6 separate regions of the Homo sapiens genome follow, and regions 1, 2, 3, 4 and 6 are each linked to region 5. A link is an interaction called in ENCODE POLR2A ChIA-PET data of the cell type or tissue named here. Cell type or tissue: MCF 10A. All regions are shown on one strand.

Region 1 (5,000 bases), 290 kb after region 5:
TTCATTTGCTGTTGGATAGCAGGGAAAGCAAGCTCATTACAGGCTATCATGGGTATTTCCTGGGAATGATTATGCAATCCATAAATCTGAGCTCACTTCCTCATGGGGTCTTGCTCCACAGTCCTACTCTCTTTTTCAGGAGGTCACCTCTTGATGTCTCTAAATTAGCAACTTTAGGGAGCTATTGCATACACTCTATTACTGAACTCCAAGCTCGATCACAGAATCTTCCCTCAGTTCTCTTTAGTAACAATGTAACTTTTCTGAAGGCTTCAGGACTAACAAAGTTGGAGAAAAAATTGTTTTACATTAATTGTGAAACAAAAATCTTGAAATTGAACATGGAGTTTCCATGTGTGGGATGCTGCAACTGACGTCTATGGCCTATAAAAGCCAATTATTAGATATTCAGCAATCTTTCAAGCTAGTGGTCAAGCATAGCTGTTATTAAAAATTAAAGTACATACATTTAGAACTAAATGATATTAAAATCAGAGACAATGGATATTCTAAACTCATCACTTCTTACATCCACTATGATCTATGCTCTTGGGGTTTGCATCTCTTACAAACTCACATTCCATGACAGCAGGTTGGCATCTTGAAATCAGCCATTGTGGGAATATTTACACCGCAGAAATGAGCTAATAGTACAAATAGAGGCTTAATTTATTGCTTTGTTGACGAGGAAGTGATGGAGAAAGTGTTTATAATGCAGATTAAAACTGCATTGTGTCTCTGGTCATTGTATTGTGAATAGCACCAAAAATTGAGAAACTATTATTTCAGTATTTGAAAACTATTATTTGATTCAATGCCTAAGTGGCTTGGGTAATTGACAAACCAAAGTTCTGAGGAATATTTTTGTTGTTTCACTTTTGTCTTACTCACTAAACAATACCAATCAATATTCATACTGGAGTTATATTCACCCATCAGTTGCAACCACAGGTTGGCTATACAAGAGTTTAACAAAAACTGATAACAGAATTCTATTGTATATTCTGTTATTATTTATAATTTTGTGCTATGTAAACATTATGTCAATAAAATTTATAATAAGCTTATATACATAAAAATATGCATCCATTTTTCACAAAAAAGCCAGCAGCTAAACATTTAGAAGTATACTATTAGGCTGCTTTCACAGTTTATAAGCCCAGATGCTATGCAGAGATTTTCTTCTTGAGTATTTTTGTCTTGGCAACTTCCTGTCACTTGGTTGCACTTACCAGTTTACTTCCCTGTAATAGGACTTGCTTGGCCCTGAACTGTAAACAGTGAAGAATATTTTAGTCGCATTTCCATAGCTAGTCACTACCTAGGAGAGTCTCTTCAAATAAGGCAATACCTGACTTTGAAAATGGTGGTTTTTCTAGCTTTAGTTTTTCAGTTGCAGCAGGAACTCTGTTACCTAAGTTAAAATACCAAAGGCAGAAACTATGTGAATAAAATTGATAGATTTGCCACGTTAAAAAGCGGTGCTTCTATAGTACGGAAAACATCATTAACGAAGTTTAAAAACTAAAGATTAATAGGAAAACATGTTCAATAACTATTTCAAAGGATTGTTGGCTTTAAAGTATAATTTTTACACTTCTGTAAGAAAACAATAATACCATGAAGAATAAACAGGCCAAAGTCATGAACAGAAATTTCACAAGGAAATTCAAATGGCAAAAAAAAATACAATAATAACCTCACCAGTAATCAAAACAATTAAAATTAAAATAAGATACATTCACTTTTAAATTTAAAGATTTTTAAATGATTATCTGGGAGAATGTATTGTGGGGAAATACAGGGACTCTCAAATAATTCGATAGGAGTGAACTTGCACCCACTTTCTGGAGGACTTTTTGGCAGGACCCTTCTTGTCTCTTGACCTCACAGTTCTACTTTAATAATTCATTTAAAGGTAATATTTAAATACATGTGGAAAGATGTAGCTAAAAAAATATTTATCACAGCTTTGTTTATAATAAATTTTTAAAAATAACTTACATGTCTAATAAGAATGAATCAGTTATTTACACAGATACAGAATCCTAAGCAACTGTAACAATTATTTAATGAAATATTATTAACTGTCATGGAATGACTTTAATGATATATAATTGTGGAATGAAAACAGCAGATGTAAAACTATGTATAACATGATCTCACACTTGATATAAATATGATTTTATATATACAATTATTTGTGTATATGTTACATACATACATATACACATAATGCATAAGATCTTAAAGGATATACACCAAAATGTTAATTGAGCTTTTGTTTCAGGTGGTTTTATTTTCTTCTTCGATTCTTTTCTTATTTGTATTTAATTGTTCTACATTGAGCATACGTTACTCGTACAATAGAATTTAAAAACCCATCCCTACACTATCTCAGCACTTTATGAGTTTCATAATCAGGTGATTCAAGGACTTGTTAGTACTCAGATTCTTGGGAATTGCAGCTGTCCTGCCTAGAGATGCAATTGGACGTAGCTCAGCAGGATAAGTACAACCTACAAGGGCACTCCTGGAAGGAGGAGAATTCCCTGTGTTTGCATTTTTTTCTGGCTACACAAATGCTGTGCTGACTTAACAGCCCACAGGTGGCTGTTCTCTTCTGCCTCGGTGTGGAAATGGAAAGAGAGACTGACTAATTTTACTGAATCATTTTACTAGTTATGTGACTGTGGGTTTGGTTACCCACAGGCATTTCTGCTGCAATTGGTTAGCCTGGGGGAAGTTTTATTTTAACATGTTCACAGAGGCTTTTCCTGTCCAAGTGAATGGTTGTGAATGACAGCGAGGGAGACTACACCCTCTCACGTATATCCATATACAAGGATTGGGACAGCCTGACCTTCTGGGATTATATCCTTTTTTTGGCATCTCTGGGTAAAAGGCCTTAGGCTTCTAACTTCAATGTTGGAATTTTGACTACAGGGCAATGTCTCATATTTCAAGCATCTCTGTAGCCTACCCTTTACAACTATCCTGAAGAGACCTCTATCCATCTGCCACAAAAAAGACCTAACACCGAGGTTGCTTCTGGAGTTAAGAGCCTGGAGTTTGCTGCCTAAGACTATGGGAAGGCTACTTCCGCACTTAAATGTGAAGTGACCCTTGGTAGGATCTGTGTTCAGTATCCCCATCATTTCTTCAGTTGAATCTATTGACAAAGGCATCATTAAAAGCAATCAACTTACATTTCATTTTGATGACCTTGTAAACAAAAAATAAAATCCTAAGCCCCCACCATCTGAACAGGCCCCCTCTTGGCCAAGGGATTCCAGAAAAACCTAAAAACTGAGTTTCCAGCCATGACCCATGATGGGACAGGAGGTCAAACATACTCTGTTAACCCCTCTCCTTTTTGCAGTTTAGACATAACTGACCAGCATTAATGTTAAAATAGAGACCACAAGACTGACAGAACAGACTCTTTATGACAATAGACTATCAAATTATAAACAGGACCTAAGGCCATGCCATGCAAGAGTTAAGTCACATGCCTGCACTAAAGAATAAACTGTGTTCTAACCATGCCACAAGGCTTTTCTTTAGCATCTAAACAAGCACTGGTCTTGAAAGAAGCAATATTAAGACAATTTTCAGCTCACCACCATACACTCACTGACCTCACTGTTTTACCTGCCATAATTATAGCTTTGATTGGACAAGTGACTGATTTCAGTAACTTTCTTCTGATAAGAAGACCACTGACCATGGACTGGCTCTGGTTGGTTTACAGAGGCTGTGCACTGACTGGAATTCCTTGTGTCCTGAAAAGACCTTTAGATGGATAGGGACTAATTATAATACATTTAAATATTGTCCCTACTCCAAGGTGAACTTTCTTCTTTCTTTCTTTCTTTCTCTTTCTTTCTCTTTTCTTTCTTTCTTTCTTTTTCTGTCTTTCTCTCTTTCTTCTTTCTCTCCCTCCCTCCCTCCCTCCTTCCTTTCTTCCTTCCTTCCTTCCTTCCTTCTTTCTTTCTCTTTCTTTCTTTGTTCTATATATGAACGTGGGTCATATGTAACATGCATGTTTGTTCAATACACATGCGTCCGGACCACCTTCATGAATATTCACCTCCTCTCGTAACCTGTTGAATATGTATGTTTAGCCAATGCACTCAGCATAAAGCTCCTACCCAATCTCGTTTGAAGGGCCTGTGCTTCTCAGCCTGCAGGATGACCACTTTGAAGGATGTAACCTTTTTATTAAAAAATAAAGTTTCCTATTCTAAATTTATAATTTTATAATTTTTTTTCAAAGTTAGCAACCTATACTGGACTTCAAAAATATGCCAAGAGCGGTGCTAGATGCTGAGAATAGAAAAATAAGTTAGACAAAGCCCTGAACTCTAGTGATATACAGTCCACAAGAGAATTTGCATGAAAAAATATGGCTTGTCCATAAAGTCTGGAAACATAAGCATATATGCCTAATAATATATGCATGTCAAGAATGTCGCCAATATATAAAACTGATAAGGTAATATCATGTATGTCCCCAGACTTTATAGATAGCCTGTTGAACATAAAATAATAAGTAATATGGTGACTATAGTCAGATCTTAGATTCCAGTGAATAATTAATTCTTCCAGGTAAAGGTAGTTTTAAAGAGGAACAGACCCTCATCCTGTTTGAGGATAGAGGTCACAAGAACTTCTCAAGAAGTGAAGATGCAGTGTATTGTTTTCTGGGATTGGCTGGGGTACTGAAAACTAAACAAAGAGATAGTGGCAAAAGTTTTCTTCCATTCATGACCATTCTTTCAGCAGCCAGATGTTTGACAACCATCATATTGATACTGGTAGAAACACATATTCAGAGAGTGGGCAGGGCAGTTAACAGGGGTGGTAGCTTGTCATTTTGTCATATCAGAGATGTGGCTGCTTGATAGTCTGTAGTGACTTCCTACAATTTTCCAATGCTACAAAATTAATCATAAACTTCTCAACCTACAGGGTCTCACACAGTACCTTAAATAGTC
Region 2 (5,000 bases), 220 kb after region 5:
TCTCCCACTTGTTCAGGAGATTGATAGGAACGCTTAATCAGGGAAGCACTGCCTGCTTCTCTGCAGGGGTCCTTCCCTGCACCAGCCATTTTCCCATACTTTAAAGGAGGGCTAGATGCTTCAGAACATATTCTCCACTAATGAGAAAGCTCTTTATATCTTATAAAGCACATCCATATTCAGCACTTAATTTGTTCCTCAAGATGACCCTCTGGAGGAGGCAAGAAATGATATTATTTTCTTTTCACTGATTAGGAAAATGACGTTCACAGTGGTCTGCATTGTCCAAGGCTATGTGACAAAGTAAGTGGCTGTCAAAATAACTCAAGCTTACTGAAAATGAGCATGTTGCCTTTCACTATGCTGGTTCCCTACTCCACAGGTGACTTCTATGGCTACTACTACTTAGCAATCTCTTCTTCCCTAATTAGCAAAAAGAACTCTTTTCTGTACTTACTCTATTCTATGAAATTGAAGAGAGGGAGTACACAAGTCAAATGAACAATCTGACATAGCTTTGAGAATCAGTTTCAGTGTCATCTCTGGGAAGCTACATCTAGTATCCTCAACCCAAAACTCCCCCTCTGCTTTTTGTTTCCGTAGCATCCTGTGTATACATTTACATTGTATGTAAATAATCTATTTGTGCATTTGTCCTTTTCCCTTAGATGTAAGGCCATTGAGTTCAAGGACCATGTCTTACTCATTCTTGTATTTTCTGGTACCTGAACATGGTAAACACAAGTGTTTGATCGAATGGCTGATTGAATAAGCAATGCAGTCAACAGTATTAAGAGTAAAGTGGTATCTAAAGGCAATGCACATTGATTGTCATTTTACTGAGGAGAACTCTGATCTTACAGAGTGAAGAGGACATATTTAAGGTCAGAAAAAATAAGACCCAGGAGCAGAATTACTCAAGTTCTCTGTCCTTCCAAATTACCCTGTTCTGTAACCTGTAAACATAATAAAGCATGTCCCAAACTACATTGCTGCAGGAGATCTACTCCTCCAGAAGTACTTCCGAACATTTCTTGGAAATGTTTACAGGTTCTGATTATCCAGACTATGAGTAAAGTCTGCTTTTTGGTCCACCTTCTGTGGTTCCATGGCCACTTTGATCAGCTACTTGTTCTCTCCCCTTAGGGATTCCTCTAATCATGGACGTGGCCCTTCTGCCATTCCCCAAATGTTGAACACAAGGTTCAAAAACATTTACCAAGTACAAGAAGATAGCAAAAGAAAATTGGAAAGCCAGAATGGGAAAACTGAATATTGGATATTAGACAACAATGCTTCCTGGAGCCCACCTGCAAATCACATCAGGAGAGGGTTAGGGCTGCCTGTGTCTCTCTGCGGCTCCTGCCTTCCCACACTGTTAGTGCCTGCTCTTCAGAGGCACACCTGTCAGATCTTTTCCCTGAGGATTAGCCTGATACCCCCAACTCTGATCTTCAGTACTGCAAGCAGAGACCTAAAAGAAACTTTTAATATAGAAAGGGAAAATCTTAGGAAGGTGGATTTCACTCCCCACTTGCATGACTCATTAAGCAAAATCTGTCAAGGCAGGTCTGGGGACTTTGCATTGACATTTCTTCACCAGTATTGGCTCCCCAAAGGTCAAAGAGTAGGTGCTTACCTGTGCATAGCCAGAACATTCCAAAGAGTGAACTCGCCCAGAAGTGAGAGTGGTATGCCTCAAAGAAAAATTCTTACTTCCTTATTTAACTACAGGGAAAAAAAAAATCACAGTAAGCTTAGAACATACCCATTTTGTTCCAGTTTCAGTAAATCAAATATTCAAATATTCAGCCTTAGAGCAGTTTTTTCAAAACTTGGGGACTACCTGACTAAGTACAGATAGCCAATGGCAAATATTTGTCATCTGTGTGTATTATTAATAATAATTAATATTTATTGAGTGAGTACTATATGCCAGTGACGGTGCTTAGCACTTTACATGCATTCTCTTCTTTAATCCTCAGAAAAGTTTATGGAAAGGCACAATGACGCATTCAGGGTGTGGTTTAGGGTGCGGCTGGCTTGGCACCCAAATCCTACCATTTATTTTTCCTCTTCTCTGGAGTTCCCAGCCAAAAAGCATATTCACCAAAGAATCAGCAGCCATATGGGTAAGTAAGTGCTGATGTTTTTAATGTCTCTTATGAAATAGGATTAGAGAAGAATGCTGAAGTTTAGGAGAGTGAAGTCTTTGTAGGAGAAGCAGACCTGGTGCTACCCCCGCCTCAGCCTTCAGCTTGACTAGAGGCTGGAACAAATCACAGTGTTGTCTGCTTCCTAAAGTGGAACCAATAATGGGGGAAAGGGTCTTGAAATGTGACTTTAAGATATTGCCACTATGCCCAGTGAACTCAGGTTCTGGCTAATAGATGAACCTAGGAAGGATCCAGTGAGGTAGGATGGACAGAGGAGTATGACATAAGGAAGGAAGTGAAGTGAAGTTGTTGCTCCCTATGGGTCAAAGAAAATTAGTGAATACAGAGGCACACAAGCATTGCCTTTTCCATTTTACAAGGGAGATAATAAAAGCCTAATGAAGTTAAATACTTTTCCCACTGTCACAAGGCTAGAAACTGGTCTTCAAAGGCAAGCTCTCAGGCTTCAAATACTTAACTCTTAACAGTTGCCTAATAACACCACCTCTAATCCTTCACTCTTGCTATACCCTAATATACAGAAATTCAACTTTTTCAACATTCTCCCCCATTATTTTAAGAAAACTCCAAAGGATATCTCTCATTTGTGTTCATGAACTTGGCTTGCCTTCATCACATCACGCCTGTCACTGCTTTGCTTTTCTGCTCCAGCGGGTTTTGGGGTCTTATTACTGGTGAAGCTGCTAAAATATTCCTTTCAGCAGTCTCTGGAGACCTATTGGGCTACACCTCACGCCTCCAGGGATCCAAGGAGTCTCAGAATCTGGAGTCGTCTTGTACTGCATTCATGCTGGCTTCGATGCAGAGATAGGGAGAAGTCTATCTCTTACTATTTCTTTAACATGGACGCCCAGGAAAGTGCCATGGTGTCCTTGAGCATTTTAGATAAATCTGTTCCTTCAGTTTCTGCTTGCAGAATCAGATGCTGCCTGCAGGACCGGTCAAGATGACCATGACTAAGCAGTGAGCTATTCAGCCATCCCCTTCCATTTTGGTTTGTGATGTCCTGTATCAAATGCCCTTGTAATTTATTTCTTGTGCCTACCCCCAAATTTCTAAGATTTTCTAGGATGTTCTTGAATCCCAGGGACAGATCAGCTTTAATTGAACCATGGAAACTTTGAAGTATTAAAAATTGTTTCATTAATCTTTCACACAGAGCTAACACATCCCTCAGTATTAGTATGCAAGAAAGGGGAAAATATATGCGCAGGGACCACATTGTCATGGTCTACAAGTGCTGCCAGCTTTCCTATACACCACACCATGGGAACACCTAAAAGGAACCCCTGGAATAGACTTGGATATTTACTGAGAATTGGACTTCTGACTTACCAGATTCTCCTGCTGCTCATTTCTCTCTGCTCTTTAATCACCTGGCTTTGTCCTCTGTCCTCATACTGCCAACTTGTTCAGGTTGCCTTACTGGGTAGATATCCCTGTATCCCAAACACACACAGCCAACTCTCACCTCTGTTGTTACACATACTTCTGAATTAGAGACCCTTTCCATCAGGTTTGGGTTCATGGAATAGAATTAACCCCTCAGTTCTCAAGCAGAGAAAATAATATCATACACTTCTGGTATCTGCATATCCAAGTTTCTAGCTGTATGCCCATCTAAAAACAAACATACATGGAGTAATATTCAGCCATAAAAATAAAAGAAATAATGGCATTCGTAGCAACCTGGATGGAATTGGAGACCATTATTCTAGTGAATTAACTCCAGAATGAAAAACCAAACATCATATATTCTCACTCATAAGTGGGAGCTAAGCTATGAGGATGCAAAAGCATAAGAATGATACAATAGACTTTGGGGAGGGGGAGTGCGAGGGAGATGAGGGATGGAAGAATAGAAATTGGGTACAGTGTATACTGCTTGGGTGACGGGTGCACTAAAATCTCACAAATCACCACTAAAGAACTTATTCATGTAACCAAGCACCCACTGTTCCCCAATAACCTATGGACATTTTAAAAAGAATTAAGTTAAAAAATAAAGACAAACAAAAACAACCAACAATCAAAAAACAAAATCAACGATTAGGTTTCTAGGATATCATAGCATCATGACTTAAAGCCTTATTGAATAATTCTTTTCAAACCTATCTTGCTAAACACCTGAGCTATACAAGCTCTCGCCATGGAGGTGATTGTGAGCCCATAGAGCTGGATAAGACCCAGTACTTTGAAGAGAACTAATGGGAAAATACAAAATGCATGTAGAGAATTCTCCTAAAAATGATTTATTTTGATACTTCATATGTAACAATAATGTGAATAATTATAATTGAAGGCAGTATGATATAAGGGCCATTAAAAGATATGGGCAAGTTGTTATTCCAGCTGAGGCAATAAGGAAGCATCTGGGAAATTTTGATTACATTTTGATATATGACAAGTGAAGAATGGTTTCGTTACAAAGGGAAAAACGGTAGGACTCAAGTCTTTGCAAGTGGCAAGTTGAATTTGATGTTGTTTGACCTGAATGTCAAACATAGGCACACATTCAGGGGATACAAATAGTGAGCCTGGTTGCTCACGTCAAAAATTTCAAACTATTTCATAGGCAGTGAAAAATTTTTGAAGAGTTCTGATTCCGGGAGCACTGTGATTAGAAAGTGACTTAAGAACCTATCAGCAATATAAATGATTGAACTGGAGACAGGCAAGAAAAGAGACAAGGAAGGCAGCTGGAATTCTCTTTGACCAGCCTAGAGGCGAGGTGGGCATGTACAATCCTTGGGGCCTACGTCTTTATAATTAGTAGTATCTATTTCTTGTTTACTTCTTATACAATTCATTGTATCTTATTGC
Region 3 (5,000 bases), 81 kb after region 5:
TAATGAGGTCTCTATTAATGACGATTAAGTGGTCATTGAAGTTATTTTTGTTTCATATTTGATGGAATTTAGTCATAGATCAAGCAAATGTCCTCTACAGAGAAAGGCTAAGCAATAGCAGAGCACTGGGTCCAAGGATGCTCTGTCCATGTATTGGTGTTTACACTCTCCAGCTGTCCACTGGAGCTCACATGGCCAGAACTACAATGTTGGCTGAATCTATAAAATACAAAAGCTTTAAGGCAGATGCCCAGCTCAATGAGATGAATCAAAGTCAAACCCTACTATTAGGAAAGTCTAGATCTGAAATTGGGTATTCTACTTATTCATTCATTCATACATTCATGTATTTATAAATTCTACTTTTATGCGAAAGCACTTCTAGATTCTGGGCCATGAGAGTAAAATAGGAATGGATCATTCTTTGACCTTTAGGAATCACCTGTCTAATAAGAGAAATGAAACAGGCGAGTAACCACGACAGTAATATTGAATCCTTATTATGTATTGGGAATCATGCCAAGTATTTCATATTATTTTTATGATTTAATCCTCACAGCAGGTAATATGATTCTGTTTTACAGAAGAGAAACCTGAGGTCTAGAGAAGTCAGTCAACTTACTCAAAGTAACACAACCAGTAAGAGGCAGAGCTAGGACTTAAACCCAGACAAATGGACCCAAGGACCCATGTTTTTAACCTCCCCACTCTGCAGCTCCTGAAAAGAATGTTGGAATTTCATAGGTGTGCTGGGCAGTTTGAAAGTAGAAGTCTTTCTAGAGGCTTTGGTAAGGGTGTGGCCAGCAATCCAGGATAGTCTCAAATAATTACTCATTGTTTTCCGCATGTATCACAAGTTCTTTCACACTTTTCTGCTTTTGCTGCGTCAACTCTAGCTGAAATGTGTTCACATCTGTAGTCTCCTTATCAAATTCTACTTGCCCATTAAAGTGGAGGTCAAATGGTGTTTATTTCATGAAATTCTTCTTGAAACCTACCGTCAGAATTGTTTTTTTTTTTTTCTCTGCATTCTATCACTATCACCAGTTACTTGTAGCCACAGTTTATTTTGCCAGATATTAGAGTTGACTTTTTACATATTTATTCTTTCTGTGCCTTTCTGAGTGCAAACCGAGTATTGTTCATCTCTTATGAATACAGGGCGTGGTAGTTGCCTGCTGAGTAAGTGAATAACCTCATTTGTCAGTTTGTGCAGAAGTAGGTGTACTATGACCTGCTAGAGTGCTCACTAGGGGTTAAATATTTCCAAGACAGAGTCTGGAATGAAGTAGTTACATTTTTCTTGAAGAATCATTATCTGTCTTCAGGTAAAGTGCTTCCTCATCCTGACATGTCCTGAAAAAAGAAATTTTTTATTGGATCCAGCTTTCTTCCTTCTCCCTTCTTTATAGGAAAGAAGAGCCAGCTTAAGGCCGGTTGTACAAAAGCAGCTGAGGTGGCAAGAACTGATCATAAATGTTACAGACCAATGTTTACCTATTTCTTTTTTTCGAGACAGGATCTCACTCTGTGACCCATGCTGGAGGGCAGTGGCAGAATCATAGCTCACTGCAGCCTCAACCTCCTGGACTCAAGTGACCCTTCCACCTCAGCCTCCTGAGTAGCTGGGACTATGGGTGTGTGGTACCACACCTGGCTAATTTTTTATTTTTTGTAGAGATGAGGTCTTCCTGTGTTGTCCAGGCTGGTCTTAAGCAATCCTCCCACTTCTGCCTTCCAAAGTGCTGGGATTATAGGCATGAGCCCCGCCTGTTTCCCTATTATAACCTCCCAAAAGCCCAGAAACATCCCCATAGTCTGGTATATAAATACTTCTTTCTCAGCAACAATTTTATTCCACCACATTAAGGAATACAACCATTGAGATTTTTCCCAGCGTTCTCTGCCAAGGAGATTGAGAGGATCCCCAGAGCTCACAGAACTGCCTCAGTTTATGGGCCCAAATATAGGCTATTGTCATTTCTCTGACTGTTTGCACAGAGTCTTGGAGAGATAAATTGATTGTGCACGATCATAGGAATATTTATTAGGACTTTGTTGAATTAACTCCCTCAAATCACATGGAGCTAAATTAAAGTTACTAGGCATTGCCTATTATTTTAGAATTTAAATCATAGTCAGTTCCTTCTTTCATACAAGAGCTCAGAGAGAAAATTTTGAAACTAAAAACACAGATGAATAAGAATGGGTAATTTTTATGAAGCAAGGGGTTAAGACAATAAAAGAAGGCCTTCGTTTCTGGCTTCCCTGTCACCTAAAGTCCTGTTGCATCAGGCGGTCTCCCATCTCAGCTACAGTATTAAGTTAACTACAAGCTACCCAGAAAGCTACATCTATTTCAAGGTTGTAGCCCTGGCTGTGCCTTTTATTTTTTTAAATCTGAAGTGTTGGGAGGAGAGGGGGTTCAGCAGGGTGGGGAGATAGAAGTCAGAGGGGAAGGGGGGTTATTTCAGGCCTTGCTTCTCTAAGCCTTCAATGTCTGAGCTCCAGGACAGACCTTCCTGTTGTGAAATACTGGACCAGTTGTTGCCCTCTGAAGATAAACAACATTCCAGCAGCTCCCCTAGAGCTACCCGAGGCCTTGTGCTTTTTAACATTTCCCTGGCCCTACAGTGATCCAGGAGCTGAGGATTACTGCACTACCTGCTGCAGCACACACAGCATTAGCTTTGTGGTCTCTGTGCTCTTAAGCTGGGTTATGGTAATGAATCCAGGGTGAAATCTGGGTGCCTCTGCCTGCTTGTTAAACTGATGAAACACTAACATCTTTTGTGTAGTTTTGGAAGCCCAAGCTGTGCTGATTGGAGGTGGTAAGGACAGGGCTCTCTGCCCTAATGTGTAAGGTTTCTGTCTTCATTAAAGTTTGAGGCTGAATCAAGACTCACTGGGGTCACGTAAGGGCAATTTTGCAAACCCAAGGCAAGCTGTTAACAAAATCAACCTGGGCCAATCATCAAAGGGTTGGACCTAAGGTTGCTATACTCAATAGAACAAGCATTTTAAATAAATTTCTCGTAAGTTGTTGCTTTCTTTATGTGGTGGGTGTGGCTTTAAAGAGCACAAAACCACAACAAATCAAAGAGTAGCTCGGGCTTGTCTTTTGCTTTATGGCTGAGGGTTTGAAGGATGATTCATGGACTTGTGAATGCCAGCCCCAGTCCCGGCTTAGGTCTATCTGCCAATACCACCAGGGCCAACAAATTCACGCAACAAATTCTCTCATTTTTTACAGTTTATCAGTTGCACTCATAGTTATTGTCATAATCACTCCCCACAGTAACCTGTAAGGCATATAAAGTAGCTATTTTAGTAAGATAAATGATATTTTATATATGTTATGATAAGATAAATCTTATCATTTTAAGAAGAAACTGAGGCTCGGAGAGATGAAATGACTTCCTCAGTTGCTAACGCTGTATAAGTAAACAATTTTAATTTTTTTTGGCATTGGGTATTATTTCACCTTTTGTATGTGTATATGTCTGATTGCTAATTTAGTGGGTTAAGATGAGTGTCAGGCTGACATCTAAGATGGCCCCTAGTAGTTCCTGCTTCCTTTACTCTCTCTCTCTTTCTCTCTCCATATATATATATATATATATATATATATATATATATATATATATATATATATATCTGTGTTATGTTTACTATCAGGTGCTGGAAGCTGCAGCATGGGATAGCAGGAACAAAAATTCAGATTAAAATATTGAATATAATATTTTCAGTGAAAAACAAAAATTCACAGCATAATGAAAGATGAATAAAAAGAAAAATGGACTTTTTAAATCATTAATAAATTAATACACAATTATAACTGAATCTTCTTAATAAGATTATTGCTTGGCACGCTTAATTGTTGAAACAATGACACAAGAGTAACAAATTACAAGAAACTGAGAAAATAAATAATAATAACAAAAAGATTTTTGTATTCATTGAAGTTAAATGGTCATCGATTTCTTGGTCATCAAAACAGTTAAAGAGAGCAACATCTCCAGTACGATGGCAGGTTCACATTATAAGAAGCAGGAAAATATCAAAAAAGGAAATAACTATAACCATAATAAAAATGCCTGATGTAAAATGCTATATAGTTTTCAAAGCTATTCAATATAAATGATGCCTTTTCATCTTCACAAAAATTCTGTGATGTAGTAAAGGAAGCAGGGTTGAGAGTATTGTATCCATTGTGTTGGCATGGAAACCAAGGACCAGATGTGTTAAAAGTTAAAAGCCCAAGGTTATATAAATAGAAAAGAGAGTTGATAATCAGCTCCTGCATTTTTAGCTTTTGATTAGTTCTTGTGCATTTATATCTTGGCATTTTATGATAGCATGCATGTCCAAGGGGGTGTGTGTGTGCGTGTGTATGAACACATGACATATGGAGTTTTGATGGCCAATAAATATGGACATATGAAAAAAAGTAAAAGAATGGATCTTTGACATTTTAAGGCACCAGTGGAATAACTGCAAAATAATTTTGCTTTCTATTGAAAATCAATGCAAACTTTTCAGTTCAACTAGCATTTGAATAATTCAAGAACTGTGTTACTATAAATACTTCCTTTCTCTTTTGGCTATTTAAAAATGTTTTGTTTGTTTTATTATTAAGAATATGAAGTCCCAGCATTTGTAAAACTTGCTTATAAAAAGAGGACTTTTGTCATTATAGAAAAAATCAATGTCCATTAAGTGTTAAATTTAACATAGTTATTTATATTGTATTTTTGAAATGTATTTTAAAGTGTGACATGGATGTAATCCCAACATTTTGGGGGGCTGAGGCAGGTGGATCACTTGAGCCCAAGAGTTCAAGACCAGCCTATGTAACATGGCTAAACCCTGTGTCCACAAAAAATACAAAAAAATTAGCCTGCCATGGTGGCATGCGCCTGTAGTCCCAGCTACCTGGGAGGCTGAGGTGGAAGAATCACCTGACCCAGGGAAGTTGAGGTTACAGTGAGCAGTGATCG
Region 4 (5,000 bases), 240 kb after region 5:
GGTCTCTTAGAGAAAATGTAGTGCAAGATCTCTGGGCCGGGTGCGGTGGCTTACGCTTGTAATCCCAGCACTTTGGGAGACTGAGGAGGGCAGATCACCTGAGGTCAGGAGTTCAAGACCAGCCTGACCAACATGGTGAAACCCTGTCTCTACTATAAATACAAAAATTAGCCAGGTGTGGTGGCGGACGCCTGTCATCCCAGCTACTCAGGAGGCTGAGGCAGGAGAATCACCTGAACCCAGGAGGCGGGGGTTGCAGTGAGATGAGACCATACCATTGCACTGCAGCCTGGGCAACAAGAGTGAAACCCTGTCTCAAAAAAAAAAAAAAAAAATCTATGTACTTGGCCTACCCTTCCCTACCCTACCATCTGCTCTCATTTCACAGATGAAATGTCTGAGGCTCAGGGAAGTTAAGTGACTTGCCCATACTCTAGCTTGGTGAAAACCTAGGACTCAAATATTCTCAGGAGTTCTATTTCTCTTGCTTTATAAAATGAAATTATTATAATATAAAATTAGCTAAATGTTAACACAATAGCTCCAATATGCTCTTCAGGATTGTTTTATGTGCATAATACATGTACATTAATCCTGTGTACAGAATTCACTTGTTTAACTCTTGGTTATCCATACTCATAGAAGCAACACTCGTTTTGATAAGCATCAGTTGTTGAGTAGAACACCAAAGATCATTGGAGCTTGAAGACACGTTTGGTATCACTACTCCAACACACCTATTAGCAGGGAAACATAGACCTGAAGAAGGCATGCAAATTCTCAAAATCACTTAGTTGTTAAGGAAGCTTCTAGAATATGAGCAATTAATTTTGTTTTATCTTAGGCTTAATATTTTCAGAATTCCATGATAAATAGTGTGAAAATTGTGACTACCAAGTATCTCACAAGAGAAAAAGAGAAAGCTTATAACGAAAGTCCAGAAGTGTGACTTGAGCTCTCTTAGTGATCTCAGATAAACATCTCTAGGCTTGTCAACTCCACCAACTGTCAAATGGGGGCAATAGAGTAGAAGACCTTTACAGTTCTGCTTTTTTCTGAAAACCTTTCTTTTCAATGAAACTGGCAGCTTTGAGAACCAGTCAGTTGACTATGATTTTACTGAATGATTGGAGAGAAAACTCTATATTAAGCCATGCTCCACTGCAGAGGTATTTTTTCCAGGTTGAGAACAGCTATGGAACAATGCAATTGGAGCACTGATGTAATTACTCATGTCCATGGAAGTGTGCAGGCTTTCCTCTTTGGTTCTCTAGATAGAGGATATGTGAGTCTCAAGAGTACAAAAAGGGGAAGCTGGGCACAGTGGCTTATGCCTGTAATTCCAGCACTTTGGGAGGCTAAGGCAGGAGAATTGCTTGAACCTGGGAAGCAGAGGTTGCAGTGAGCCCTGATCATGCCACTGCACTCCAGCCTGGGAGACAAGAGTGAAACTGTCTCAAAAAAAAAAAGGCACAAGAAGGGGAAAAAAAGAACAAGAGAAGCTCTTGAGGTTAAAGCATCTTACACTTCATACACATAATTCTTTTTTGGTGAATATTTTGTTTTCCTAAAAAGTAAGGGCATCTTAGAAGAGGCCTCTCTGTGAATAGTCTCTTTGGAGGAAATGGGGTAAATAAAAGCACAAAGTCTCCAAATTACAAATAATCTGGAGACCATGCTCTCACAAGCTCAATTTATCAAGAGCAATGAGGAAATACTTCCTAATCTTCATCCCAGGGTGATTTAGGCCCAGAGCTCTTGAGAAAGTAAGGTGGGTGTAACCTAGTCTAAGTGACTGGTTCTTCATGGGGTTTAAAATGGCTCAGGGGAGAAAGTGCAGATGATAGCAACATCACCTGTGGTGACTTTGCTCTCTCAGAGCTTACACATTCTAATGAATGCTCTGGAAGGAAAGGGCACCAGGTGATCTGCAGAGTAGCTTTTAGGGTCAAAATGTTCCTACCATGCTGCTGGTTATTCTTTCTGGCACAGACAAAAGTGCACTTATAACACCGAATGCAAATAGCATACCCTTGCATCGGGTCCCTTTCATCAGAGCCAGTGGTCCTATCAATTCGAGGAATTTCATTTTTGGTATCCTGAATAGTGAGGATAAAAAAAATATAGGTGTTTTTTGCTCCCAAGGGCTGGAAGAGTTTTTCACTCAAGAGCCAAATTTGTCTTTCTATTGTAGATGAGAGGGTGAGTGTAGGTGTTTGTTTTACATCAGGATGACAAGCTGTGCATACCTTTCTGAGGCGAGGTCTGGGTGTACTGGGGTGTGTCCCAGAGGAAGTCAATGTTCAGAGCTTTATTTTGTGTGTGTGAGCTATTCAGTTTAATTATACCCATGCTGCCAACTTGCTTTTTATTATTACTCTTATTCACTTTAATATTCCCTTCCCTTGGCTAAGCATAAAGAGAAGGTTCGTTATTATTTGAACAGCTTTACATTTATGATGCCCCGTTAGTTTGCAAAGCTGGAGACTTCACTGTGAAAGCGCTGTAATAATACTCAGGGAAGATGAGCTCTAATCCTACTTCTAGCTTGGCGCACAGGAGCTTCGGAATTGCTCAGAATTTAAAGGCGCTTCACTGACATGAGGGAGGAAAGGGATAAAACAGGGCAGAAGGGAGGAACTGGGGATCATAGGAATGAGACTGACAGTACATATGTCTCTGTTCAGTTTTAAATTTTGGTAAGTAGAATAACAGATTATACATTGACATCTTGAGAACAGCAGCTGTCAAAACTGTCAGTCAAAAGGAGATTGATTCCATTCAATTATTTGTTAAACCAAGAAGTTTAAAGATAGGAAAGAACTATGAGGCCATGCAACTCATTTAAAGTCCCTCTGCTTCGCAAATTTATTTAAGATCAGCATCTGAGGGCAAAATAAAAGTTTATTATTATTTCATGTTAACGTAATAGCAAAGATAAGGAAGAACAATATTGTATTAGGCCATTCTCTCATCTCTCTAAAGAAATACCTGAGGCTGGGTAATTTATTTAAAAAAAAGGGGGGAGTGTTTAATTGGCTGATGGTTCTGAAGGCTGAACAGGAAGCATAGCACCATCTACTTCTGGGGGAAGACTTAGGAAGCTTCCAGTCATGGTGGAAGGGGAAGGGAGAGTAGAGTAGGCATGTTGCGTGGCCAGAGCAGGAGCAAGAGAGAGCAAGCAGGGAGGTACTACACACTTTTATATTACTAGATCTTATGAGAACTCAATCGCTATCACAAGGACAGTACCAAGGGGAATGGTGCTAAACCATTCATGAGAAATTCACCTCCATGGTCCACTCACCTCCCACTAGGCCCTAACTCCATCATTGGGGATTACAATTCAATATGAGATTTGGGCAGGCACACACAGGATCTATGTTCTGATGATACATAGATGTGATAAGTGCTAAACACTGGTGATTCAGAATTGGTAAAACTCAATTCGTGTCCTCAAGGAGTGCACCATCTTTTATGGTAGTCAGCTGTGAGCCAATAATGCAAATGTCCTGTGATGGGTGAAGTCACTCAAAAGGTGTGTACCAGCGACTGAAGTGGAAACCAGTAGCTAATATTATGCTTACATTTGACCTGCAGGCTGCAAGGCACAAATAGGTACTCTCTTGCCAAGTTCATTAAATAAACGGGATAGCCCTGAGTTCCACGTCTGCGGATTTCTTTGCTTTTGTTGACTGTGTTTTCAAAATGTGAGTTGCAAAATGAAAATATAAGTGCCTTCTATTTTGGGGAAGAGAGAGATTACACTACACTGTTTCACATATTGATTCCTATAGTTTTGTAGCCTGTACCTCAACTTTTGTGCCACTAAAATAGAGAATACTAATACTGACTTTCTTCACAAAGCATGAAGATGAACTAACATATCTTTAAAATTATCTGAAAAGATGTAATTTATCTTTTTTTTTTTTTTGAGATGGAGTCTTGCTCTGTTGCCCAAGCAGGAGTGCAATGGCATGATCTCGGCTCACTGCAACCTCTGCCTCCTGGGCTCAAGAGATTCTCCTGCCTCAGACTCCTGAGTAGCTGGGACTACAGGCATGCACCACCACACCTGGCTAATATTTGTATTTTTAGTAGAGACGGGGTTTCACCATGTTGGCCAGGCTGGTCTCGAACTCATGACCTCAAGTGATCTGTTCACCTTGGCCTCCCAAAGTGCTGGGATTACAGGTGTGAGCCACCGTGCGCAGCCTGAAAAGATACAGTTTATCATATTAATAACATGATGGATTCAGAATTGTAGAGCTGGAAGGCCTTTAGAGAACTTTTAGTCCAACTTTAGTCCTCAAATTTTAGCATGCTTCAGAATCACCTGAAGGGTGTCAAGAGCAGATTTCATGGCCCATCCCCAGCATTTCTGATTCAGTAATTAAATGGTGGGGCATGGGAATTTGCATTTCTAACAAGTTTCCAGGTGATGCTGATGCTGCTGGTCTGAAAACCATACTTTGAGAACTACTGATCTTGTCCATCCCCTTTAGTGTAAAGATGAGATCACTGAGCACACACTGCCTTTCCTGCCAACCCACCCCAAATAAACACACGATCTAATTAAAGACTGTAGTTTTGTTACACAAAAAATGGCTTTAAGACAAATCTCCTGACTGTTCTTTTAACCAAATCTCAAACAAAAATGCCCTTCTAAAGAGAAGAAATTGGAGTCCATATAATTTTATTTTTCAACTTTAATAAAATAACTTGTGTGGCTTATTTAATTCACTCCTTCCCAATGGCAGATGTCTGAAAACTGATTGGAAACTTTGAGAAATTCCTTTAATATCTCTGTGTTTTTATTCTTTCCATCTGTAAAACGGGGTCAGCTGTATTGTGCCTCATGTGTAAATCTGTGTGCGGTGAGGTTTAGCGGGTAAGTGACTGCAAAACATGTTGCAGATGGATGTGTTATGGGGGAATGCTTAATATCAAAGTGAGATGTCATTTTCTTTCACTCTGCATCTGTAGTTTGTAAAACAAAT
Region 5 (5,000 bases):
CCCTCAGTGGGTGCCAACATTCAGACAAATCTTGATAAATGTGCCATAGCAGAAAATAGAAAAGAAAGTAATCTAGATATTTTGGGTATTGTGCATGCGTAAGTTTTACATTGTTTATTTTTGGATAGAATTTACACAAGAACTTCTTCTCAAGTCTTGAATATTTGCATCAGAGGAACTTCTAGAACTAGAAAAGACCTTAGAGAGTTTCTAAGACCCAAAGAGGGAAAGTGACTTATGTAAAGTTAAACACATTTACAGAGACATGGACGACTGAGGTATCCTGATCTTTTGGGGAAAAGCATGTGCTTGGGAACCAAACAAGTGTGGATTTGAATCCCGATTCTCATTTACTTGTGTACTTGTGGTATGATGACATGTTAACTTCTCCGTAGCTCTAAGTCCGATCTCATCTGTAAAAATAGAGATAAAAAGCAACTACTTTGCTTGGTATCTGGTCAGTCTAAAAGAGTGGGTATATCGAAAAGCCTAATGTGGTGTTTGTGCACTCTGCCTTTCCTATACGCGCTGATGCCCCAATCCATTTGTTTTGGATTCTAATGAAATCATGTGTTTTATAGTTTACAGCACAGATGTCCCACATGATATAGGAGTACAACTTAGTTCTTGATGGGAAAAACACAGTGCAATCAATCCCTTTATAATTTATTCATGTCATCGTTTAACCATGTTATAGCATGCTTTTCCCATATGTAATGCAAGCATCTATTATTATATTTGGGATCTGCTTTGACTTGTATTCCTGAACCTGTATAATTAAGTGTTATATTATAGTGGGCTTCACAGCATTGGGTAATGAAAAGAATTCTGGCCTTGTAATCAGCAGAATTTTGTGCCAACTCTGCCAGGACTGGCTGTGTGATTCTAGATGAGTTTCCTTTTGAGGCCTCAGTATGATAGTTCAGGTGAGCTATAAGTTTCTGATGAGCTTTCAGATTTAATTTGTGTGTATTTTTTTTTCCTACTAATATACATCGAGACTGTTGCTTATTGTGTCTGTAAAGTGCTTCTCAGGAAATCTGGGCAAGTCTCGTTCTTCAAATCAGCTCAGTAGTAGAAGATTAAGCTGACTTCCCAACCACAGACTTCTTCTGCCAAGTCTCTTCTCTTCTCTTCTTTCTTTCTTTATCTTTCTCTCTCTCTCTTTCCTTCCTTCGTTTCTTTCTTCCTTCCTTTCTTTCCTTTCTTTCTTTCTCTTTCTTTCTTTCTTTCTCCTTCCTTCCTTCCTTCCTTCCTTCCTTCCTTCCTTCGTTCCTTCCTTCCTTCCTTCCTTCCCTCTCTTTCTTTTCTACAAAGGCTCAATACTAAATAGGATCAGTAGGTCCACTAGGCAGCTCAGACAAGGATAGACATTTATAAAGTACTCCAAGCTACAGAAAGGTGGTGCTAGAGACTCTTCTATTTCTGATGGGGTCTGGGGTCTGTAATGGAATAGCCATAGATTACTAAAGAGTAGACCATCCAAAGCAGGCATTTTCTCTCCAGTGATCCTGACAAGTGGTTATCCAGCCTCTGAAGGCTTCTGGTGAAAGAGAATCCACTGCTTCCTGCTCGGCCTCTCTGACTCTGGTAGAATCTAGTTAGAATGTGTTGAGGGAAAATCAGCTCCTCTAATCAGCTCCTCTTGAAGCTGTCACTTGTTGGTCCTAGTATTTTATTCTGTAGCTATACAGAATCAAGAATCTATTTATTAATTCAACTACTATTTACTTCCTATTACTTGTCAAACACTCCAGAGCTAACATTTTTCTTTTTAAGGGCTTACTGTATGGCTGGAGAGGTAGAAAAGTAAAATCTCAATTCCAGTATGATGTGGCAAGTGCTGCTGGAGTTAAACATGGAAAACTGTGGCCATGCAGAGAAATGCACCTCACTCAGATGAGGAGGCAGGGAAAATACTGCAGAGAGTTTGAAAATCAAAAGTTTTTATGTCCTTCATTCCCATCCTCACTAGGCTAACTGTGCTTAGAGTATGCGACAGGCAGTGTGACAGGAAGTTGTAGACTCAGGAAACTTGAGTTCTAATCCCAGTTTTGCTGATATTGTCCCTACGTAACATTGGACAAGTTTAATTTATTAGCCATAGTAGAGAATGCAAATAGCATCCTGTCATGTTATTTAGTCTTTGGAATTTCCAAAAAAGCAGTGAATGCACTCATTTGATAGCTCTGGCCCAGTATTTCCTCCTTTATTTCTCCTCATCCCTGGTTGGCCTGGAGTTGAAAATCAGTGCTTTATTCTCCCTGTGTCTGGGCTTTCTCATGTCTCACTCTACCCCTCTTCCAAGCCATAGGCCTATATTGGTCTGTCCCTTAGCTTGTGCCTGAAATGTTCTCAACAATCATTAAATGAAAAGCATGCTTACAGAAACCCACAGAAATTGTGAATGTACACAGGCACATTGGAAGTTGCCCCCAGGTATGTTGCCATTGACCAGGACAACAAAGATGACTAAGGGAGTGTCTGCCCACTCCTATGTGGAAATAATGTTGTATTTGTCTGGAAGCCAGTGAAAAAATTATGTTGAATGGCCTCATGACAGGCTATTTTGTACCCCAACTGTCTTAATACCTCAAATTCTTTATCTTTTAACTTCTCGGAACCCAGATTTTTTTTTTTTTCACTGATCCATGGAGTGATTTTTAGAAAAAGGCTAATGACCCTGACCTCAGAGTCTGATGAGCCTGTGAGAAATGGGATAGGCATTACTCCCACCTACTTCAGCTAAGCTCTGATAATTTTCTTAGAGCTAAAATGAAATGAAAATTTTGGCTGAGTGGGTTATCTCACTATCATTGGAGGGAAATCTCTTAACGATGGAATATGCAATCTAGTCTCTAGGTCCAGTTACATAAAATATTATTTTTCCTGGATTGGGAAAAATGTAATTGCCGTTTGTTCAGCCTGTTTGGATAAAATTTTACAGTCAAAGCCACTCTTTCTTGGGAGTTTTTATATTGTACAGAACTTAAATAAGAACTTAGACTAAAAGGGACGGTGACTTCCCTGATTTTTGGGATTTGAATGACTCTTGTGTGTAGTAGGGTGAGTAGTAATCGAGGGTAGGGCCCAGATAGTAGCACTGAGACTTCTCTGTGACTCTGGTATCAGAGCACAGAATTTCTAATGTACTTTCAGTAAACTTTGACCACTGATTCAAATTTTTGCAAAATAATCTCCAGGATTTGCTACCTTCTCTCTTTTCCCTAGACTGAAAAAGGTGAGGCTTGTCCCTCAACTTGGAAATAGGTATTTCTTACCAATTTAAAAACATTTGAAGATAATCAATTAATTTTGATAACATTTAAAAGCATATGAACAGTTAATTCCCACCTTAAATTGAATTTTGACCTGTGCTTTTTTTTTCTTATAAAAATAAATAATAAACAAGAATCACTAAGTTTTCCCAAGGGCATTTCTTGATAATGTAATGAGTGTGTGTGTGTGTGTGTGTGTGTGTGTGTGTGTGTGTGTGTGTATGAAGTCATTATTGACTAACAATTGTAATCCACAAAACCATGCATTCATCAAATATTTATTGAGGTTAAGGCACTGCATGTATTTATGTCTTCTGATTGCTCTAAGTAGAAGGGAACAGAATCACCTGCAGTGAAGTCTGAGGCCTTTTTCTTTTTAGCTGAACTTCAAATCAATCTTCTACTTGACAACTTGACTTAAACAACAAACAGCATACATACAGTGTTATTTCAATACAGATCCAAACAATCTTAATAGAATAACCATGCAATGAGCATGAATATGTGTACATCCCTGTTTTAGATGTTTTAGTCATATAGAGCCAAGCAACACAGTTCCTGCTATAACTACTACATGCTCTAGTAGCAAGGATAAGTCAAGTATATATACAGCTATATTATAAGGTGCAATAAGGATATGCCAGTGGAGACGAATTGACAATAAAGAGAATTCATACAGTTGTGACTGCATCTGGGCAACACAAAGGAAATAGTATAAGACGAGACCTTTGGAAGATAGTAACAGGTGGGAAGTTGGGATGTGAAGAAAGGGTTAGAGGGAAAGGCTATTCCAGGGAGAAGGTATAGCAAGAATAAAGCCATATGGTCAGGAAAGAAATTCAGAGAACAATCAGCAGATGTGGTTTTGCTTGAATATAATGAAGGTATTGTGGATGTGATAAAGTTAGAGATTGGGGCAAATAGGAGAGGCTTTGAATGCCAGTGTAAAATGTTTGTATTTTCTTGGTGGCAATAAAGCTACTGTTGTATTTTAAATAGGGAAATGCATCCATTTTAAATGAGGAAGGGCATCCAATTGTTATTTCACACACACAAACACACACAGATTTTGCCATGCCCTCTATAGGTCCATCACTATGTAAACTGTTGAGGATTCAAAGAAAATAGACAATCTCATACCTCAAAGTCTTCAGTGGGGAAGAGAGGCAAATACAATAATTTTCATAAGTATTGTAGGGATATCTTGTTCAGACACCTAGGGGAATCATAGAAAGCTTCTTAAAGGAAGTGAACCTTAAGCATTGGTTGGTTAAGGGCTTTCTAGATGCAAAAAAAATGAGAAGTGCTACTCCAATAAGACTCTTGAAACAGTATATGTGATGATAACACAAGGAACACTGAGAGGGGAAGGCAAGGTAAGGAGGGTGTGAAGGGAGGCCAGTGAAGAGGCTGCCACGATAGAATTGGTAAGAGGGAATGAAAGGCTGAGCGATGGAAATGGCTGTGAAGATGAAGAGGTGGTGGCCCCCATGGATGTGGCACAACAGCAGATCTTGATTTGGTGCTGGAAGTAGGGGGTTGTGGTTGGAATTGCAGAAGTGGAAGAGCATTTTAAAAAAGTTAAAATGGATAAGACTGGAATTCTGAAGGGGGAAGAAGGATGTCATTAGTAGGCATGTGGCAGTCAGGAGAAGCTGGTTTCAAAGGAATTGTGTGAAATTTAGTGTTGAGTGACTACTAGAAAGCAGAATAGGCAACTTC
Region 6 (5,000 bases), 560 kb after region 5:
TTTACTTTTTAAATACTGATTTTATTTATACATTTATATGCACAGGTCATTTTCATTTCCATGATATCATTCGAGCTTCACAACCACACTCCAAGTTCAGTGTTGTTATCTTCATCTTCATGTTGAGGATGAGGACACGGAAGCTCACAGGTAAAGTGACAAACCCCAGTCTTTAGGCTACTAGATGGTGGAGTTCAGACTCTGATTTTCTGGCCAGGTGCTCATTTGATGATAGCAGCATGAAGCTCTTCCCATTCTGCACCGTTTGAGCTCCTACCCTTCCTAATCTTCTTTCTCTAATACGAGAACACTGTAATTAAAGTGGTATTTGGCTGATAAGTAGTAGGTTTTGATTTATAACACATAGAGCTGGCAGTGTAATTTTTGTCCCAGAACTTGATGTGCCATGAAAGCTATTATGCTCTTTTTTTTTTTTTTTTTTTTTTTTTTTTTGAGACGGAGTCTCACTCTGTCACCCAGGCTGGAGGGCGGTGGCGTGATATCTCGGCTCACTGCAACCTCCGCCTCCAGGGTTCAAGTGATTCTCCTGCCCCAACCTCCTGAGTAGCTGGGATTATAGGCATGCACCACCACTCCCGCCTAATTTTTGTATTTGTAGTAGAGACAGGGTTTCACCATGTTGGTCAGGCTGGTCTTGAACGCCTGACCTCATCATCCACCTGCCTTGGCCTCCCAAAGTGCTAGGATTACAGGCATGATCCACCACGCCCAGCACTATAATGCTTTTAATAGAGGGAAATGAATCTTCAGATGATGTCAGCATCCTAATTTTTTTTCTCCTCTTGGGGTTTTTCTAAATGACTGGCAAATGGAAAACCTGAAAGTTACCTGAGACTTCTCTGCATCGGGCTTGTTGGGGTATACTGTTCTTCTTATAATCAACCCCAGGGACTGACAGATGGACAGTTGTTAGAGACAAAGTCCTCAATCCAAGGAGGTCACTCAGGGCCAACTTTCCTTAGTATATATCGTTCATTACATTAGTTGGTTATATTACCTGTAGTACAACTCAAGTACAATAGCTGCAGGAGGAGACAGCTCGCCAGCTAAACCTAAAAGTTACAACAGTGACATAGCAAGCAAGGGTAAAATAAAAGGCTCTTGACTTATTCCTTCATTTTTTAATAAAGCATGAAGTTTGACATAAATTTTAACCTCTGGCCGCATAGTCAGTTATGCTTATTATCTTGTGTGTATTATTATGCTGTCAGGAGTTGGCCACTGATGACCAACTCCAAAATTTAGATGATAGAGATAAAACTGGTAGTTAATATATGTTGAGTACCAGGTCAAAAACTCCATAAGACACTTTACACTGTGGGAACTGGTTCATGTAACAGTTCTCCAGGATGGAGGATTAATATTCCCATTTCACAGATGCAGAGTTATGTGTCTTTCTAGACCTGACAACACCTGTCACCTACCAAATGAATAGAGAGCTATGCTATAAGTCTAGGGATGAGTGATCCTTGGATGCAGAGCACTTCCTACTAGTATTCTGACTTTTACTATTATGCGTCTGTTACTATTTGACAGCTCTCATTTTTGCCTGTCCAAATTTAAGCACGTTTAATGAGATAAAGAGAGCAGAGGCAAAGGTGAGACTGGATCTTCCCTTGTATCTTATTGATAGAGAGTAAATCGAATCCAATTTGCTAAGGCCTTCTCTCTCCTTTCATGTTTCCTCACTTTGCCTCCACCACCATGAGGTTGAAAAATGAGTTTCCATTTAGTTTAAGCCTTTTGTTATTCATTACTTAATTTTGCTTCTATTTCCCTCTTCTATCTATGACAAATTCAGCACAGTGAGGGGAAGAAACAGTGATGATAGTGATGGCCTCAAGAAGAAAACAGGGTGACTGAGTAGGAGCAAATAAGTATCTCAGACCAGCATATAAACAAGTTCATTTGTAGTGTAAAAGAACATTATGCCTTTGGCTTGAAAACTGCCTTTCCAATTTATGAGCATGTTTAGGATTATGTAAGTACAGTGTCTTCATAACAAGCCCAACACCTCTTACCCAAAGAATGCAAAACGCTTTGCAAACAGTAGAACTCACAATTCCCCTGTGACCTGGGGACTTATATGTATTTTCATGCATTATTTTTTATAGATTGAGAAGTGAACTTGAGACCTACCAATCTGTCCACGTTGACAAAATAGATCCAATACTAAACTCTTAATTCCAGCTTCCTGTCTTCTTAGAAGCAGATCACACTGAAAGAGGAATCTTATGTCAAGGGTAGCAATTTTCTCTCTCTCTTTTTTTTTTTTTTAAAGAAAACACAAATTACATAGTAGATATATTTGCATAAAGGTAGATCTTGAAAACATTTAATTAAGACAGCGGTATCTATTTCCAGGAAAAAATAGAAAAGCCAGATCTCTACTCCACTGAATTTAAAAATTAGAGCAGCATTTTGCAGTTAAAAACGATTATTATTTTGCATTCTGCCATTTGTCTTTACATGAAGAATGCCTGAATTCAGAATGGAAAATATTTTCTTTTGAAAAGTGCATAGGAAAGAATTGTTATAAAGCAAATGTGTTCAGAATGTATGTAGATATTAATTATAAGTAAAAGTAAAAGAAGTAGGATGTATGTGAGCGTATGTGCATTTGTGTTGCAGATAAACCGATTTTGAAGGTTGAGAGACATGACGATACTTGTTAGGTATGAGGGAGACAAGACCAGAGGCGCCGGGAAGCTTGACTACCGTGGAGAGCTCAGTTGAGACTTGTCTTTGCCCATGGCCTGCAGCGCTTATGTAGAAATTGGGGATGCTTTTACTCGTTCCAAAGCCTAACCTGATCAGACCTGCCCAGGTTGGAGTTTGGGAAAAAAAGTGTTTGAAGTAAACAGGAAAATTACTCACCTTAATGATGTGTCTTACTGGCACTGACAGTGCTTTGATAGTCTGACAGTCTTTTTTTTTAAGTTTTGGGAGGAAAGACAGGGGAAATTATTAATATGATTTTTGGAAAACATAGATTCTTATGCTTATGCACTTGCTAATAAGGTGGAAAAAGTGGGCTTTGCACCATTTACAGTTATGGACTCGCGTTTCCTCCTAATAAAGTCTATATCAGGAATTTTCCATTAGGAATTTCTACCAAAAAGAAAAGAAAATACGTTACTGTTTATTTTGTGTACTTGTGCCATGTATCTCCACAATTGCGCTGTGGCTGTTCACACAGAACAGATTCTTCCTAGCACTTGGGCTGTGGGTTCCCAAACTTGCAGGTCGCTTTCATCTGTCTGGTGATTAAGACCATAAACCAAGTGGTGTGATGAGAGAGTTTGGTGCTCTAGACAGAGCAAGCACACCCTTTTTTCATAAGAAGCACAATTCTTAAATCTCTGCACCTAAATCTTTCCTTAGGATGGGTCAGTTTTTTGGAAAAAGCAATTATATATGTTTTGATATTTTGTTGAAACATAATAGATGTTGATTTCATATGGTTTTTTTCCTTTTTTTTTTTTTGTCTTTGCTAAATGTCAAACGGTACATTTTTTCTAAGCTTGAAGACAGAGAACTGGGTCATATGTCTCTAAACATTTAAATCTTCACTGAGATAGGGAAGAGTGACCTGATCTTATGGATCGTCCGAGTCCTGTGAGACAAAAATGCTGGGTTTTTCATGCAGTCCCTAATTCACTTTGACCTTGGTGGAGGGAGTCAAATCTCCTAGTTTGAGATCCCACACATATAAAGCTCTAGAGTTTCAGGATTAAAATCTTCTTAACTTTATATTCTCAGATTCTGTATAGCTTATTAAACTAGATGGAGGGTCTAGTTATACTGTCTAGAAGGACATAGATGAATAGTTATATTTTATAAAAATTAAACTCCTAATGATAAAAGGCTAAATGGGGAGAGAATAAATTATAGTTTATGAAGGCATGTAAAACAAAAGATGTCTGCCAATTTCCTCTCTTTGGTTCTCTGACTGGGAATAACTGTATCGTTTTTACTTTTTTTGTCCTAACTGTGTCCTAATTGTAAATGAATCTGGTGCCCAGTAAAATCAAATGAATAGAAATACTTACCATGGTGTGTATATACCAGCCTCCTGGTGTCTCAGATATAATTAACATAATGAAAGCATTGCAATACATTCTTACCGAAGGCTCAGTTCCTGTCCTGTCAGCAACTGTTTGCCTACAACTAAAGCAAGTCTGGGTTCAAAGCATTTTAAAATGTTCCAAAAAAGTGGGGAAGGCGGCTGGGTGCAGTGGCTCACACCTGTAATCCCAGCACTTTGGGAGACCGAGGCAGGTGGTCAGGAGTTCGAGAACAGCCTGGCCAACATAGTGAAACCCCATCTCTACTAAAAATACAAAAAATTAACTGGCCATGGTGGCAGGTGCCTGTAATCCCAGCTACTTAGGAGGCTGAGGTAGGAGAATCACTTGAACTCAGGAGGCAGAGGTTGCAGTGAGCCAAGATCGTGCCATTGCACTCCAGCCTGGGCCACAGTGCGAGACTCCATCTCAAAATAATAATAATAATAATAATAATAATAATAATAATAATAATAATAATAATAATGTAAAGTGGGGAAGGCAAGATTTGGCTCACGCGTCAGACTTCCTATCAATGGGTCTATCTTTGAAGCAAGTGCTCAGAGTGTCTATTCCTTTGATCACACGGGTAGTGGTTTATTTCCATGAGTATTTGCTGTTTTCAGGAGATTTCACTTTGGGTTTTGTCCATATTCCACATTCAGGAAACTGTTAATTTTGGAAGAAGAGATTGTTTTTACTTGGTTCTTCTAAGGAAATTAATCAAATGTACACGTGCAACTTAAAATCAAAGAATCCCTGTTTTAAGAGGAGTTTTTCTTATTTCAACTGGCAAACAATATGAAACTGAATGTACCCAAAGTGTTGGAGGTTTACAAACATGATCAGCACTTGTTAATGACAATTTTCTCCTAAGAAAATGGAATGCTACCTTCTAGCATGGGGACTTGT

What was found. Peaks named below come from ENCODE experiments on the same cell type or tissue, not always from the same donor. Only the 100,000 strongest peaks of a DNase experiment are listed, where the experiment ranks them.
Region 1: POLR2A ChIA-PET joins it to region 5 with 10 read pairs; 2 of 35 experiments call an interaction of 5 or more read pairs at or near these places.
Region 2: POLR2A ChIA-PET joins it to region 5 with 15 read pairs; 2 of 35 experiments call an interaction of 5 or more read pairs at or near these places.
Region 3: POLR2A ChIA-PET joins it to region 5 with 67 read pairs; 7 of 35 experiments call an interaction of 5 or more read pairs at or near these places.
Region 4: POLR2A ChIA-PET joins it to region 5 with 10 read pairs; 4 of 35 experiments call an interaction of 5 or more read pairs at or near these places.
Region 6: POLR2A ChIA-PET joins it to region 5 with 12 read pairs; 2 of 35 experiments call an interaction of 5 or more read pairs at or near these places.

Annotation. Positions count from the first base shown.
Region 1 is chr3:189,561,378-189,566,377 of GRCh38, forward strand. No RefSeq gene overlaps it. Among named protein-coding and RNA genes, the nearest start is that of TP63, 68 kb to the right of the region's middle. In MCF 10A, no CTCF peak of the experiment used is centred here; a DNase peak (open chromatin) is centred at 2,664.
Region 2 is chr3:189,488,913-189,493,912 of GRCh38, forward strand. No RefSeq gene overlaps it. Among named protein-coding and RNA genes, the nearest start is that of TP63, 140 kb to the right of the region's middle. In MCF 10A, no CTCF peak of the experiment used is centred here; a DNase peak (open chromatin) is centred at 2,049.
Region 3 is chr3:189,352,971-189,357,970 of GRCh38, forward strand. No RefSeq gene overlaps it. Among named protein-coding and RNA genes, the nearest start is that of TPRG1-AS2, 110 kb to the left of the region's middle. In MCF 10A, no CTCF peak of the experiment used is centred here; DNase peaks (open chromatin) are centred at 801, 2,571 and 3,121.
Region 4 is chr3:189,511,215-189,516,214 of GRCh38, forward strand. No RefSeq gene overlaps it. Among named protein-coding and RNA genes, the nearest start is that of TP63, 120 kb to the right of the region's middle. In MCF 10A, no CTCF peak of the experiment used is centred here; a DNase peak (open chromatin) is centred at 2,257.
Region 5 is chr3:189,271,481-189,276,480 of GRCh38, forward strand. The region is part of intron 4 of TPRG1 (tumor protein p63 regulated 1); the gene reads left to right. Among named protein-coding and RNA genes, the nearest start is that of TPRG1-AS2, 33 kb to the left of the region's middle. RefSeq lists an enhancer at 1,455-1,644. In MCF 10A, a CTCF peak has its summit at 1,415; a DNase peak (open chromatin) is centred at 2,451.
Region 6 is chr3:189,831,395-189,836,394 of GRCh38, forward strand. All of the region lies in intron 4 of TP63 (tumor protein p63), which reads left to right. Among named protein-coding and RNA genes, the nearest start is that of MIR944, 4.0 kb to the left of the region's middle. In MCF 10A, no CTCF peak of the experiment used is centred here; DNase peaks (open chromatin) are centred at 2,787 and 3,237.